3 separate regions of the Homo sapiens genome follow, and regions 1 and 3 are each linked to region 2. A link is a contact called in ENCODE Hi-C or POLR2A ChIA-PET data. All regions are on one chromosome and are shown on one strand. The core of a region is the stretch at or near the end of the contact, and the rest is flanking DNA. Distances in the headings are between cores, read along the strand shown. Region 1 holds the start of GFER (growth factor, augmenter of liver regeneration). Region 2 holds the start of JPT2 (Jupiter microtubule associated homolog 2). Region 3 holds the start of UQCC4 (ubiquinol-cytochrome c reductase complex assembly factor 4).

Region 1 (4,320 bases), core at 109-2,608, 310 kb after region 2:
CTTGAGCCTAAGCAGTCGCGGCTGCAGTGAACAAGATCGCGCCACTGCACTCCACCCTGGGTAACGGAACAAGACCCTGTCTCAAAAAAAAAAAAGAAATCCACTCCCCATATGATAGCCAGCGGAATCTGCAGCAAACTGAAATGGGATCAGATTGGGTAACCTTGCCCAAAACTGTCTAGCATCTTCCCTCCTACCGTTATAATAAATTCCCAATCCCCGAAGCTGCCGACCAAGTCTTTGGTGGGCCCCTGTCCGTCCCTGGATCTCCCCTCCCACCTTACAACCCTCCCTAGCGTCCCACTGGCGTTTTTGTTCCTGCAAAATGCCAAGACCCTGCCACCTTGGGCTTGGTCTCGAAGGCGCTCCTCAGCTGATTCCTCATCCTTCAGAAAGGGTCACCTCCTCAAGGAGGCCTTCCAGATTTACTACACCCTTGCATGGACCCACCAGTTTGTACGTGAACATTTATGAGTGTGAGTCCTTGTTTTTTTTTCCTGTCTTGACCACTGGATTATGAACAGAGAAGGTCAGGGAACAGAATTGTGTTCCCTGCTCTGCCCAGCACTTGGAACAGCGCTTGGAACAGAGCGGTCACTGCGCAAATAATAGCGGAATGGATAAATGAACGCAAGGAGGCACAGGAATCCCAGAGGCCGCTCCAACCGGGAGCCCGACCCCTCATCCCAGGCTCTAGGATCCGCGACAGCCGGCGAGGGGCGCCAGGGAGCCCAAGGCACGCGCCAACCCTCTGCGGCCGCGCCGCGCCCTGCGTTGCCAGACGCCCGTTGCCATGGCGCCAGGGAGGGGACAAGAGCCCAGGACCCTAGCGCGCGCCGCAATCTGTGCGGTCACGCCCGGCCCGCGTTGAGAGAGCGCTTGGCAGCCAGCGGGTGGACGCGCCCCTCAGCGGAGGGCACAAAGCCTGGCCGCAGGCACGCAGGACACTCAGAACGGAGCGATGGGGACGTCGCGGGCCGCAACACGGACTTTGCCTGGGTGTCAGCTCGGGTCCACAGCGCGGCCGAGGCGCACCTTGCGCCACACACTGCTCTTTTACTGGAGAAAGCGGGACGGCCGCCACGGACGGCGCAACCCCTGCGTGCGCCGCGGATCGACGCCTGAGGGCGCCAGCAGGGTCCGACCCTCCTGCTCCGTCCCCGCCCCTGTCCTCGGGCCCGGCCAGCGCCGCGGCCTCTGGCTCCGCCTCCACACGGGCCCGCAAGCAGGCACCGCCCCCGACTCTGCCCCCAGCCCCGGCTCGGGCCCGGCCCCCGCGAGCACGGCGCGCGCCTCCGGCTCCTGTGGCCGCGCGCTGGCCTGGAGGCTGACCTGGAGGCTCATCTGGAGGCCGAGCTGACCCGGCAGGCCTTGCGCGGGCAACATGGCGGCGCCCGGCGAGCGGGGCCGCTTCCACGGCGGGAACCTCTTCTTCCTGCCGGGGGGCGCGCGCTCCGAGATGATGGACGACCTGGCGACCGACGCGCGGGGCCGGGGCGCGGGGCGGAGAGACGCGGCCGCCTCGGCCTCGACGCCAGCCCAGGCGCCGACCTCCGATTCTCCTGTCGCCGAGGACGCCTCCCGGAGGCGGCCGTGCCGGGCCTGCGTCGACTTCAAGACGTGGATGCGGACGCAGCAGAAGGTGCAGTTCCCTGCCCGATTTCTCCCAGCCCCGCGCAGCCCCTGTCCCCGCCCCCGCCCAGGTACCCCGGCAGAGCTTCCCAGGGTTGCCTGTCCCTGAACCTTGCCCCCCGGGTAGGCCCGGCCTTACAGCCTTCATCCGCGCGTGGGTTGGATCGTCTGCAGGACTTTGGCCGGAGTCCAGTGGGCCACCGGCTGGGCCGTACAGTGGGGAGCTTTGGGCGCCTTTGTTCGGAGAATGAACTCACTCTCGGTCGGCCTGCTTCCGCAGCGGGACACCAAGTTTAGGGAGGACTGCCCGCCGGATCGCGAGGAACTGGGCCGCCACAGCTGGGCTGTCCTCCACACCCTGGCCGCCTACTACCCCGACCTGCCCACCCCAGAACAGCAGCAAGACATGGCCCAGTTCATACATTTATTTTCTAAGTTTTACCCCTGTGAGGAGTGTGCTGAAGACCTAAGAAAAAGGTAAGATGTGTTTGCACGCAGCAGAGCTTTGCACTGGAGCCTGGGCCTGGGGCTCCTGGCTGACGTTATAGCGGGGAACGTAGAGAAACGGATGCAGAGGTGGCAGAAGTTTGCTGAGGAGCAGGGACCTCCAACAGGTGAGGACTGGGGCTATCTGAGCCTCCTCCTCTCGTCTCAGAAGCCAAGCTGTCGGGATCTGCTGCTGGGTACTGCTCCTGCCACAGCCACAGGGCTTCCAGGAAGGGATTCCCTGCCTTGTCTGGCACTGAAGGCGGTTTCCCGCAAGTTAGGGAAGACTCCACTTTGCCTGACTTCTAGAGTAGGACTTCTGGTTTTAAAATCTTGGAAATCCACTGCTTTTGCTCCCAAGAGCCATCTCTTCCTCACTGAGGGATCCAAGAGCCAGCACTGGCCCTTGCAGGTGTTTCTAGGCCAGATGTATAGGGTAGAGCCGCCATTGTTGCTATAAGGCTGGTCAGTTAGAATGAAGTCTCTTGCTGAACTGACGCACCAGGGCCTGCCCTCAGATGCTAAGAAACAAGTCCAGTTTTCAGTTACAAGGCTGTGCCCAGCCCCACCCAGGCCACACTCTGCCTGAGGCCAGGGACACTGGATGCCGCTTCCTGGGTGTTAGGAGCTTATAAAATTGCCAGGTCTGTGCTGTAATGTGTTGCCTTGAGGCCTCGTTGGAGTTTGCCAAGCTGTCCAGGTGGGTGTTTGCGCAGCCCTGGGAGTTCATCACACCCGGGGAGCTGCAGGGTCAGCCCTGTTCTGGGAGTGCCTGTACCTTGGAGCATAAGGGCACTCCCAGGTGTAGTTCACAGCAGTGCCCCAGCTCTCCTTCCTTGACAGCAGACAGGGAACTGGCAGGGGCAGTGGAGCCGCTGCGTCCTCTCATTCTTTACCTGCTCTCCCTACACAGGCTGTGCAGGAACCACCCAGACACCCGCACCCGGGCATGCTTCACACAGTGGCTGTGCCACCTGCACAATGAAGTGAACCGCAAGCTGGGCAAGCCTGACTTCGACTGCTCAAAAGTGGATGAGCGCTGGCGCGACGGCTGGAAGGATGGCTCCTGTGACTAGAGGGTGGTCAGCCAGAGCTCATGGGACAGCTAGCCAGGCATGGTTGGATAGGGGCAGGGCACTCATTAAAGTGCATCACAGCCAGAGCCTGTTGTGTCTCAGTTGGGTGGTCCCCAGGACACTGCCTGTGGGGACCTGCCCTGCCCCTCTTAGGTTTGGAGCAGAAGTGGAGGTGCCCACAGCAGGTACCCACTGGCCCCCTCCTCAGTGGAGACCCCAAGGAGCTGCAGCTGAACTGCAGGGGAGGGAAGGAGGAGCAGCCTGGGCTGCCCCTTGACATTCAGGATGTAGCTTCCTGCCCACCGCATACCCTGGCGCCTCACTCCTCACACGGGAAGACAGCGGGCCTGGCTGGGCATCCCTGTGCCTGTCCCTGGCGGCCAGGCCATTGCCTTCCCACTATGCAGCCAGGGATGCCCCTGCCCCCCATGGCTCTGTGCTGCTCACTTTAGGGGGCTCAATTCTCCACTCTGCTCAGTCCCTACAGGGAAAGCTCAGGTCGGGTCTTTCTGAGGGTCCACCAGCCATCCTACCCTCTCCCTGCCTGGCACATGCCTGCCAGCGTTGTGTCATGCCTGTCCACAGGGGATTCGTGGGGCTCACTTCATCAGAGTTTGAAGCCCAAATGAAACGCTGAAGTGACTGAGAACCTGGCTTCAGTATATTTTCTGCTGGGGCTTAATAAAGCAGTAGACAGGGCTTGTTCCATCCCTCTGTGCTCAGCTGCATTTCCTGCTGGGGTCCTGGTTCCTCAGGAGAGAGAGACCACAGGGTGAGAGTGAGCCAGGAACAGCAAGGACGTTGATTGGTTGGGGCAGGGGGGCCAGAGTAGCTGATGTAGGAGTACTGGGAGGCCAGACGGCACGAGGTCTCCAAGGCCCCAGCAAAGCCATGGCTTCTACCCCTAGTTCCCCTGACAGGAAGTTCTTGGCGGGTTTGGAGCCAGGGGATGGCATGGAGTGATGTGGCTTTGAAGGGTCCTCTGGCTGCTGAGCTGGGATGAGGCAGGTAAGGGTGGAACAGGAGGGGTGGGGAGGAAGCCGGGGCAGTCACCGAGTGACCACCAAGAGGAAGACCCACCCCACGGCGGGGACAGATGCGGGGTACGTTAAAGGGAGAGCCAGAG
Region 2 (4,645 bases), core at 450-2,949:
TGGCTTCCTTTGTGCATTTGAGCATGCTGTAATTAAGATGAGATCAGTTTCTTAGAAAAAGCTTTCCTGAATCCCTCTGACGTTGCCTGGGATCTTTCTGTTGATTCGTCTTTTCTGGAGATTGGGACAGAGCATCTGTGGTCCAGGGAAGTTAGTCCTCTGGCCTCAATTCTGTTGTGGATGTGCAGTGATAAGCGGGCATTGCGTGCCTCGGGGGATGCCTAGTTCGTGGCTTCCTGGCTGTTTTGTCCTTCTGTGTCTTGTAGCTGTAGGGTGCCAGCTCAGGGAGTGGGGTGTTGGCGGCGTTTCCGCGGTTGGCCTCCTTGCTTTGCCGCACCTCCAGGTTCTGGGCATGAGAGGCCGTGGCCTCATTTCTGGTGGATAACCTTTTTAGTTTAATAGCATCTTTAATTAGATCACAGCATTGAATTCAAAATTTCTTCTGCAAAGAAAGTTGTGGGGCATAAGACACCGGGAATGAGGGAGGAGGAAGACAGTTGTGTTTTCTCTTTAAACCTTGAGCTCTAGCCGATGCATTTGTCAGGAAATACAGCACTTTGTCTTAAGAAAACAAGGAAGGAGGCCGGGCGCAGTGGCTCACGCCTGTAATCCCAGCACTTTGGGAGGCCGAGGCGGGCGGATCACCTGAGGTGGGGAGTATGAGACCACCCTGACTAACATGGAGAGACCCTGTCTCTACTAAAAGTACAGAATTAGCCGGGCGTGGTGGCGCATGCCCATAATCCCAGCTACTGAGGAGACTTGAGGTAGGAGAATCACTTGAACCTCAGCGGCGGAGGTTGCAGTGAGTCGAGATCGCGCCAGTGCACTCCAGCCTGGGCAAGAAGAGCGAAACTGGGTCTCAAGTTAAAAAAAGAAAGCAAGGAAAGAGTAATTTACAACGAAGGAAAAAAACCCACAGCACACCCTTCGCGGCTGTCAGCGCTCTCCTGATGTCACAGTGGCTGCGTGTCCTTGGGGTGGGTGAGGTGTGGGGAGCCCAGCCCCTGGCCCTGCCTCCCGCGCCCCGCTCCCCTTCTCTCTCTTACTCGGTTAAGCCATAGCGAGGCCTCCGCTCGTTTCAGATATGAATTTGTTTTATAGATTATAAATATGCATATACAGTGTATGTATAAAGCAGAATGCCTGCCTTTCCTGGTTATTTTTTGTACCATATTGTAAATTATATTATTTATTCTTTACCAATTTTGGGAATAAAAGGTGTTTTGGTTATTTAATATAATAAGAGCTGTTAAACTTCTGTTTAAATTTCCAGTTCAACTTGTAAATGTTTTTATTGTGCATAAATACATACTAATGTTGATCTAAGGACTGTCGTTTGTGCCTGTTCTTCAGGGCCGCGCGCCCATGCCCGCAGTCCCTGGTCGGGCAGGTGCGGCCCAGGTGCGGCCCCGCGGTCGGCTCGCGGGCTCCCGCAGACCGGGCTTCCTCCCGAGGGCGCGGCCGTCCCAGGGCCCGCCCGGCCCGCCGCCCAATGCGAGCTCCCACCTCCGCGAGCGGCGTCGCCTTCCCCAATCGGCTGCGGGCGCGGCGCCGACCGTTCAAAGCCTAAGTCGTCGGGGGTGGGCGTGAGGGGCGGTGGCCGCGCTGAGATAGGCTGCGGAGGGATGATTGGCGTCTTGGCGCCCAATGGGCGCTGGCGGGCGGCCTTGAGTACCTGCGCTGGGCGGGCGGGAACGGCGCGCGGCGAGCTGAGGGTGGCGGCGGTCGACATGTTCCAGGTCCCGGATAGCGAGGGCGGCCGCGCCGGCTCCAGGTGCGGCGCGGGGCACACGGGAGGCGGGCGGATAGCGCGACCACGTGGCGGGAGCGGGCCAGCCCAGGGCGTCCACCAGCCGTGTGGGGTTGGGGTGGGGTTGGGGGGCAGGGCGACCTCACAGAGGCCCTCGGGGCCGCCGCCCGCCTTTCTGCGCCGCCGCCAGACCGAGGCCCGAAGCCCGAGGGGCCGCTCGCTGAGGCCCGGGCTGTGGAGAGCTGCCCGCGACCGAGGCCGAGGGCGGGGAGGGGCGCCCGGGCTCTGGGAACAAAGCTGTGTGGAGGGCGGGCTGCGCTCCCTCGCGCCTGGGCGCCCGCGTTCCGTGTGGTGCGTTCCGTGGGGGGTTTCCTGGGGGCGGGGTGTGCCCGTGGGTGCGGCCCATTTTGTCTGTGGGATGCGTGTCCATGTTCCCGGGGGGGTGTCCCTAAGGGGTGTGCGGCGATGTGTTCGTGGGGGGTGTCTGGCCATGCCCCCGCTCCTGTGCGTGTGGCCGTGTGCCCGTGTCCCTGGTGTGTGTGTGGCCTGTGCCCTGCCCATGGCCGCGCTTCCACTAGTTCATGTGAGTCCACTTCCTTTGGAAAGTGCCAGGGCGTCTGGGGAAGAGTCAGTTCTATCTCCTGGGAAGGTGGATGGCGCTCCTGGGCTTCGCTGTAGGAAGAAGTGGATTGGGACGAAGATATCCTGACTCAGCTTTAATAGCCAGGAACACTGAGCACACTTTTCTTATGTTTTTGAACTTTTAAAGCACTCTTTGGGTATTGGGACTCGCATGAATTAGAGGGACAGAGCTTACAAGGTCTTTCGTGCCACTTGAGCAGTAAACTTGCATTGTGAAGTTTGGGTCTTCAGATGCCTGAGGTTTTCTGTATGATGAGCCCCTCTGTGGCACAGCCTCGCCAGAGAAGTAGAAGAGAATATGTGTGCCATGACTGTTAAGACCAATACTATATTGCTTCTCAGCCTTTTGGCTATGATCAAGTGAAGACAAATACTATATTGAATAAATACTAAGTAAAAGAATTGCTCCAACTTGCTAAAAATAAAAACCCTTTAGATTGGCCGGGCGTGGTGGCTCACACCTGTAATCACGGCACTTTGGGAGGCTGAGGTGGGCGAGTCACGTGAGGTCAAGAGTTCGAGACCAGCCTGGCCAACATGGTGAAACCCCCGTCTCTACTAAAAATGCAAAAATTAGCCAGGCGTGGTGGTGTGTGCCTGTAGTCCCAGCTACTTGGAGAGGCTGAGACAGGAGAATCACTTGAACCCAGAGGCAGAGGTGGCAGCGAGCCAAGATAATGCCACTGCACTCCAGCCTGTACGACAGAGCAAGACTCCGTCTCAAAAAAAAAAAAAACCCTTTAGATTTGAGGGAGTTAGGTCAGTATTCAGTAATACTTGTAACCAAATAATTACCCGTGGCAGGGTGCAGTGACTCAACGGCTGTAATCCCGGCACTTGGGGAGGCCGAGGCAGGTGGACCACGAGATCAGGAGATCGAGACCATCCTGGCCAACACGGTGAAACCCCGTCTCTACTAAAAATACGAAAAAATTAGCCGGGTGTGGGGTGGCGGGTGCCTGTAGTCCCAGTTCCTTGAGAGGCTGAGGCAGGAGAATGGTGTGAACCCGGGAGGCGGAGCTTGCAGTGAGCCGAGATCACACCACTGCACTCCAGCCTGGATGACAGAGCAAGACTCCGTCTCAAAGAAACAGCCCTTCATCCATGGAACAGTGATTATTATGCCTAGGTCTGCACCGATGTGGGACCAGGAGTTTAAACTAGTGCTCAGAGCGAATCCGGTTTCTGGTTCCTGGTGGCCAGAGTTTTGCACCACCCACATCAGTGGGGGGAGGGACTGCATCCCCAGCCCTGTCCCAGTTGTGTGCATTTAGTACGTTTCCTTTTTGTTTGTGCTGCCTGGCACTGGCTGCCCGGTAAATGATGGTGTTTATTATCACCCTGAGCGACGCCGATGTTTTTATATTGACTTTCACGCTCCAGAAGTTAGCTGCACAGGGCCGCACTAAAGTCATACTCACACTACCCTGGGGGACTGGTTTCTGGACAAGGTGTTGAGAAAGGGAGAAAACTCTTCCTTTTAGGATGGTGAGGAAGGAAAGCCGGTCTGAACTGGATGATGAGGTATCACTGGAAGCTTCTGCTTGGGGTCCACCAGACGCTGCACATTTGCCACTCATCTGAACGGGGTCGAGTCGCAGGGCGGGCGCCTTGTAAGCGTCACATTTAGTTTTGCTGTGAAGCGAGTCAGGTGGTGGCTGTAAGATTACCTAGCCAGGTTTTCCTCTCCTGAGACCTCACATCTCTCCTTTCCTTGCTGAGGGATTGTCTTGTGTTAAAGGGGTTTCGTAAAAGCGTTATGCTTTAGCCGCGATTAACCTGAGGTCTTCCTTCAAGCTGGAACATTTCTATTTGTAAGGAATTTAATCCAAGTTTATTTCTCACTGCTTCTCTCTAAGCCTGACCAGTCCCCTCATCCTTTCTGAAACTCGGGGACAAACTATTAGAGAGGGTCAGGAGCATGGAGACCCCCGAGGAGGGTCACACAGCTTTTCCCTACCTCTCCAGTGCTGCAGTCCACTCCAGCTGTGTGAGGTTTTTCTTCTCCTGTGCGCTTGAGTTTCTCTTGTGTGTTTTGAATATCTTCACTGAAATATATGGAAGGGGTACCACAAAAGGCAAAAAATAATTGGGAAGCACCCCCCACTCACATTGTGAATTTGTCCCCAAATGTGTGAGCTCTAGCGTTCCCCCTCCCCCTATTAGTGTCATAGTGGTAAGTGCCTGTAGCCTAGAGAAAGCCACACTGCGCCATTGTTGTCGGGCTGTTTTTGTTGAAAGGTCTATTGA
Region 3 (4,112 bases), core at 845-3,344, 260 kb before region 2:
GCTGAGGCAGGAGAGTCGCTTGAACCCAGGAGGTGGAGGTTGCAGTGAGCCAAGATGGAGCCACTGTACTCTAGCCTAGGTGACAGAGCAAGACTCAATCTCAAAAAAAAAAAGAGAAAACAATCTGGGGCCGGGCGCGGTGGCTCCCATCTGTAATCCCAGCACTGTGAGAGGCCGAGGAGGAGAGATCACTTGAAGTCAGGAGTTTGAGACCAGCCTGGCCAACATGCCAAAAGCCCGTCTCTACTGAAAATTTAAAAATTATCCGGGTGTGGTGGCACAAGCCTGTAGTTCTAGCTACTCGGGAGGCTGAGGCAGAAGAACTGCTTGAACCCAGGAGACAAGAGGTTGCAGTGAGCCAAAATTGTGCCACTGCACTCCAGTCTGGGAGACAGAGTGAGACCCTGTCTCAAAAATAAAAACAAAACAAAACAAAACAAAAAAACAAAAAACAATCACTTAGGTAACCCAAAATAGTGCCCATCATTTGTGAAAAGAAATACTCACTAGTTGTATTCTACTCAGAAAATGGTTGCCTTGCTTAAAAAGTTTTGCAGAAAACTGCAAAAGTTCCTCATTTCTGGTACTATTCGGTAATATATATGTAGGTTTCTTTCCTCAGTTCCCACTCTGGAAAAAAAAAAAAAAAGGAAAACGAAACTTTTTTTTTTTTTTTGAGACGGAGTCTCGCTTTGTCGTGCAGGCTGGAGTGCAGTGGCGCGATCTCGACTCACTGCAAGCTTCGCCTCCAGGGTTCACGCCATTCTCCTGCCTCAGCCTCCGGAGTAGCTGGGACTCCAGGGGCCCGCCACCACGCCCGGCTAATTTTTTGTATTTTTTAGTAGACACAGGGTTTCACCGTGTTGGCCAGGATGGTCTCGATCTCCTGACCTCGTGATCCGCCCGCCTCAGCCTCCCAAAGTGCTGGGATTACAGGCGTCAGCCACCGCGCCCGACCGGAAAAGGAAACTTTTAAAAATAGCTGCTGGTGCAACTAACTTACGTGCTCTGGTAAACAAGAAGAGATTAAAATAAAAAACAATAGCTGCCCAAATACCCCCTTTTTAAAAACTAGATGCAAAAAAAGGGAATCATCTAATCCCATATTATAAAATTAAAATTTATTTTCATTTGTTGTTGTGTAAAACTCACATGTGGAAGTGTTCCTTGCACAGGCCGCAGCATGCAATACAGTTTCACACTTCTGCCAGATATTCTATCTCAGAAAGCAAATTACCTGCAAACTAACACTGGATGACAAGTGTCACCAGAAGTGCTTTGGAAACATGATTATGTTATACAAAGACTTGGCAAATCCAACAGCATACAGTGCAACTGAAACCTTCCCCAAGGATCTGAGAAGTCTTGCCGATGGAATCCTTGGACATCAAGAGCCAGGCGAGGAGCAGTTTCCGATCTGCTGAGATTCTGCTCCGCCTTCACGCGAATCAGCATAGCCAAGTGCCCCATCCACCAGCCAAGTCCTTCAGTGCTGAGGACGCACGCATAGCCAGGACAGTCACGGGCAAACGTGACATCAAATCCGAAGGGCGGCTGTCGGCTCCCTTCCTGCCAGCCCCAGCGGGCACCCCGTCAAGTTCTCGCTCTGTAGGCAGCTGGAGTCTCAGGCTCCTCAGAACGATCACTGGGCTCTGGCACCTCTCCCCACACCTGTCTCAACCACTGGTCCGCCTCGCTCTCCTCCCTCAGGTAGCACCAGATGATCAGCGCCACGAGGAAGCAGCTGAGGGGCAGCACCTTCCACCAGGGCCGCTGATGTCCCTTTCCCATGGTATGGCCCACCGACCAGCGGTGAGGGTTGGCTTTGCTGGAGGAAAACTCAATGGGGCGGTCAGGGTCGTCCTCTTCCTCGGCGGCAGGGTGGGCCCGATCCCGGGAACCGGGCAACGGATGAAGGCTTCGGGAAGCCCAGCCTATGAGCCTCAGCGCCCGGACGGCCCTGGAAGAGAGAGAGCAGTAAGCGCTCCGCCCGCCCGCCGGTGTCTGCCCTCGGCCCTCCGAGACCTTGAGGAGCTCACCCGGCCGCCGGGGCACACAAGACACGATTCATTGCTGCCTTGACTCCTCGACTGACGCCTTGGCGCGCCGTGATAGCGTCACTTCCGTCGCCGGAAACCGGAAACCGGGCGCCATACCAGGCCTCCGCTCACGACTACAGAACGTGGTCCCAGTAGCGCAGCGGAAATGACGTTCGGCTGCGAAGAGCTCTTTCCGTCGCAGGCCCGGAGTGCGCGATGGCATGCCGGGAAATGTAGTTCTCCGTCCCTTTCGAATAGGACCGACACCCCGGTCCCTGGCCCCGAAGAGAGGCGGGCGCCGCGGGGGCGGACGTTGTCCTCAGAGAGTTGTCTGAGTTTGCCTCGGAGCAGTTCTGAACCGTCATGAAGGTGCGCGGGGCCTGGTTGGGGATCCGCGCCCTCAGCCCTGCCCGCCTGCCCTGGGCTGGGCGCCCGCACCTCTCTGCCGGCTTCCCCGAAGGCCGTGGCACCGCCCTATTTTTTTTTTTTTTTTTTTTCCGTTTAGTTCTTTTCGTGAGACAGGGACTCTCTCTGTCGCCCAGGCTGGAGTGCAGTGGCGCGATCTCACGTCACTGCGGCCTCTGAAACCGCCTTTGCAAAAATTATCACTGAGGAAATGACAGTGGAAGAGATGAGACCTAAGGGGCTCCGTCGTGCTTCCCACCCTTAAGCTGTCCTGGTTCATTCCTGGGCGTGGGCAGAGCTAACTTTGGGAAGGATTTCAGTTCATGGTTTCACTCTGAATCAAAGTCAACAGCCCTTTCCAGAAAAAACCCCCGTCTTGCCTGAAGACCAGTCTGCCTTTGCAGGACTAATAAATCAGCTGCAAAATTAGAAATTGGCCGGGCGCCGTGGCTCACGCCTGTAATCCCAGCACTTTGGGAGGCCGAGGCGGGCAGATCATGAGGTCAGGAGATCGAGACCATCCTGGCTAATACGATGAAACCCTGTCTCTACTAAAAATACAAAAAATTAGCCGGGCGTGGTGGCGGGCGCCTGTAGTCCCAGCTACTCGGGAGGCTGAGGCAGGAGAATCGCTTGAACCTGGGAGGCAGAGGTTGCAGTGAGCCGAGATGGAGCCACTGTACTCCAGCCTGGGCGACAGAGCGAGGCTCAGTCTGAAAAAAAAAAAGAGTCTGAACCTCCCCAAATTGCTCCTGGGGATAACATCACTATTGTAAAATCTAAGATCAGGCCGGGTGTGGTGGCTCACGCCTGTAATCCCAGCACTTTGGGAGGCCAAGTCGGGTGGATCACGAGGTCAGGAGTTTGAGACCAGCCTGGCCAGTATGGTGAAACCCTGTCTCTACTAAAAATACAAAAAGTAGCCTGGGGTGGTGGCGCTCGCTTGTAGTTCCAGCTACTTGGGAAGCTGAAGGAGAAGAATCGCTTGTACCCTGGAGGTGGAAGTTGCAGTGAGCCAAGATCATGCCATTGTGCTCCAGCCTGGGTGACGGAGCAAGACTCTGTCTCAAAAAGCACAACAACAACAAAAACCTAAGCTCAAAGATCAGTGCCTGAAATATTTAGCAGAGCGTGCACTGGATGGATCAGCTGGTACCACCCAGACCGGTCATCTGGCCCAACCGGTTCTGCCATGCCCGCCAGGAACAGAAGAGTCTGAACGTGAGTCCATCTCCAACCTGACCAACCAGCACTCCCCACTTCCCAAGCCTCTACCCTCCAAATTATCTTTAAAAATTCCTATCCCCAAATGCTCCGGCTGACTGATTTGAGTAATAATAGAACTCCTGTGTCCCGCACAGCCAGCTCTGCGTGAATTACTCCTTCTCTATTGCACTCCCCCTGTCTTGATAAATTGGCTCTCTCTAGGCAGCAGGCAAGTTGAACCCATTCGGCACTTAGACCTCTGCCTCCCGGGCTCAAGTGATTCTCCCACCTCAGCTTCCTGACTGGCTGGGACCACAGGCGCCCACCACCAAGCCTGGCTAATTTTTGTATTTTTAGTAGAGACGGGGTTTCACCATGTTAGCCAGGCTAGTCTCGAACTCCTGACCTCAGGTGATCCGCCGGCCTTGGCTTCTAAAAGTGCTGGGATTATAGGCGTGAGCC

What was found. Hi-C counts contacts between places; a loop is a spot of excess contacts on that map. ChIA-PET counts read pairs that join two places held with the same protein, here RNA polymerase II (POLR2A). Pooled maps may share reads with other maps.
Region 1: a loop to region 2 is called in a pooled map, with 10 times the contacts of the local background. The contact joins the promoter of GFER here to the promoter of JPT2 in region 2. A Hi-C loop is called at or near these places in 5 of 50 pooled maps. POLR2A ChIA-PET finds 5 or more read pairs at or near these places in 6 of 52 experiments (B cell, MCF 10A, WTC11 and 3 more).
Region 3: a map of CD8-positive, alpha-beta T cell shows a loop between it and region 2 (12-fold over the local background). The contact joins the promoter of UQCC4 here to the promoter of JPT2 in region 2. A Hi-C loop is called at or near these places in 4 of 168 maps with a recorded cell type or tissue (CD4-positive, alpha-beta T cell, CD8-positive, alpha-beta T cell and naive thymus-derived CD4-positive, alpha-beta T cell), 13 of 37 single-sample maps with no recorded cell type and 15 of 50 pooled maps. POLR2A ChIA-PET finds 5 or more read pairs at or near these places in 12 of 52 experiments (CD4-positive, alpha-beta T cell, CD4-positive, alpha-beta memory T cell, CD8-positive, alpha-beta T cell and 7 more).

Annotation. Positions count from the first base shown.
Region 1 is chr16:1,982,835-1,987,154 of GRCh38, forward strand. It overlaps GFER (growth factor, augmenter of liver regeneration), which reads left to right and starts at 1,359. Exons shown (of 3, transcript NM_005262.3): 1 at 1,359-1,642; 2 at 1,913-2,109; 3 at 3,032-4,320. The coding sequence starts at 1,385. The coding sequence ends at 3,194. It overlaps TBL3 (transducin beta like 3), which reads left to right. Exons shown (of 22, transcript NM_006453.3): 22 at 1-95. RefSeq lists silencers at 1-90, 1,111-1,650.
Region 2 is chr16:1,676,580-1,681,224 of GRCh38, forward strand. JPT2 (Jupiter microtubule associated homolog 2) reads left to right here and starts at 1,700. Exons shown (of 5, transcript NM_144570.3): 1 at 1,700-1,777. The coding sequence starts at 1,734. It overlaps CRAMP1 (cramped chromatin regulator 1), which reads left to right. Exons shown (of 21, transcript NM_020825.4): 21 at 1-1,329. RefSeq lists silencers at 1,327-1,726, 1,757-2,116 and an enhancer at 1,557-2,192.
Region 3 is chr16:1,418,653-1,422,764 of GRCh38, forward strand. It overlaps UQCC4 (ubiquinol-cytochrome c reductase complex assembly factor 4), which reads right to left and starts at 2,095. Exons shown (of 2, transcript NM_001272051.2): 1 at 2,040-2,095; 2 at 1,100-1,960. The coding sequence starts at 2,071. The coding sequence ends at 1,594. RefSeq lists enhancers at 1,386-2,241, 1,729-1,798, 1,809-1,858, 2,109-2,268, 2,242-3,095 and 1 more.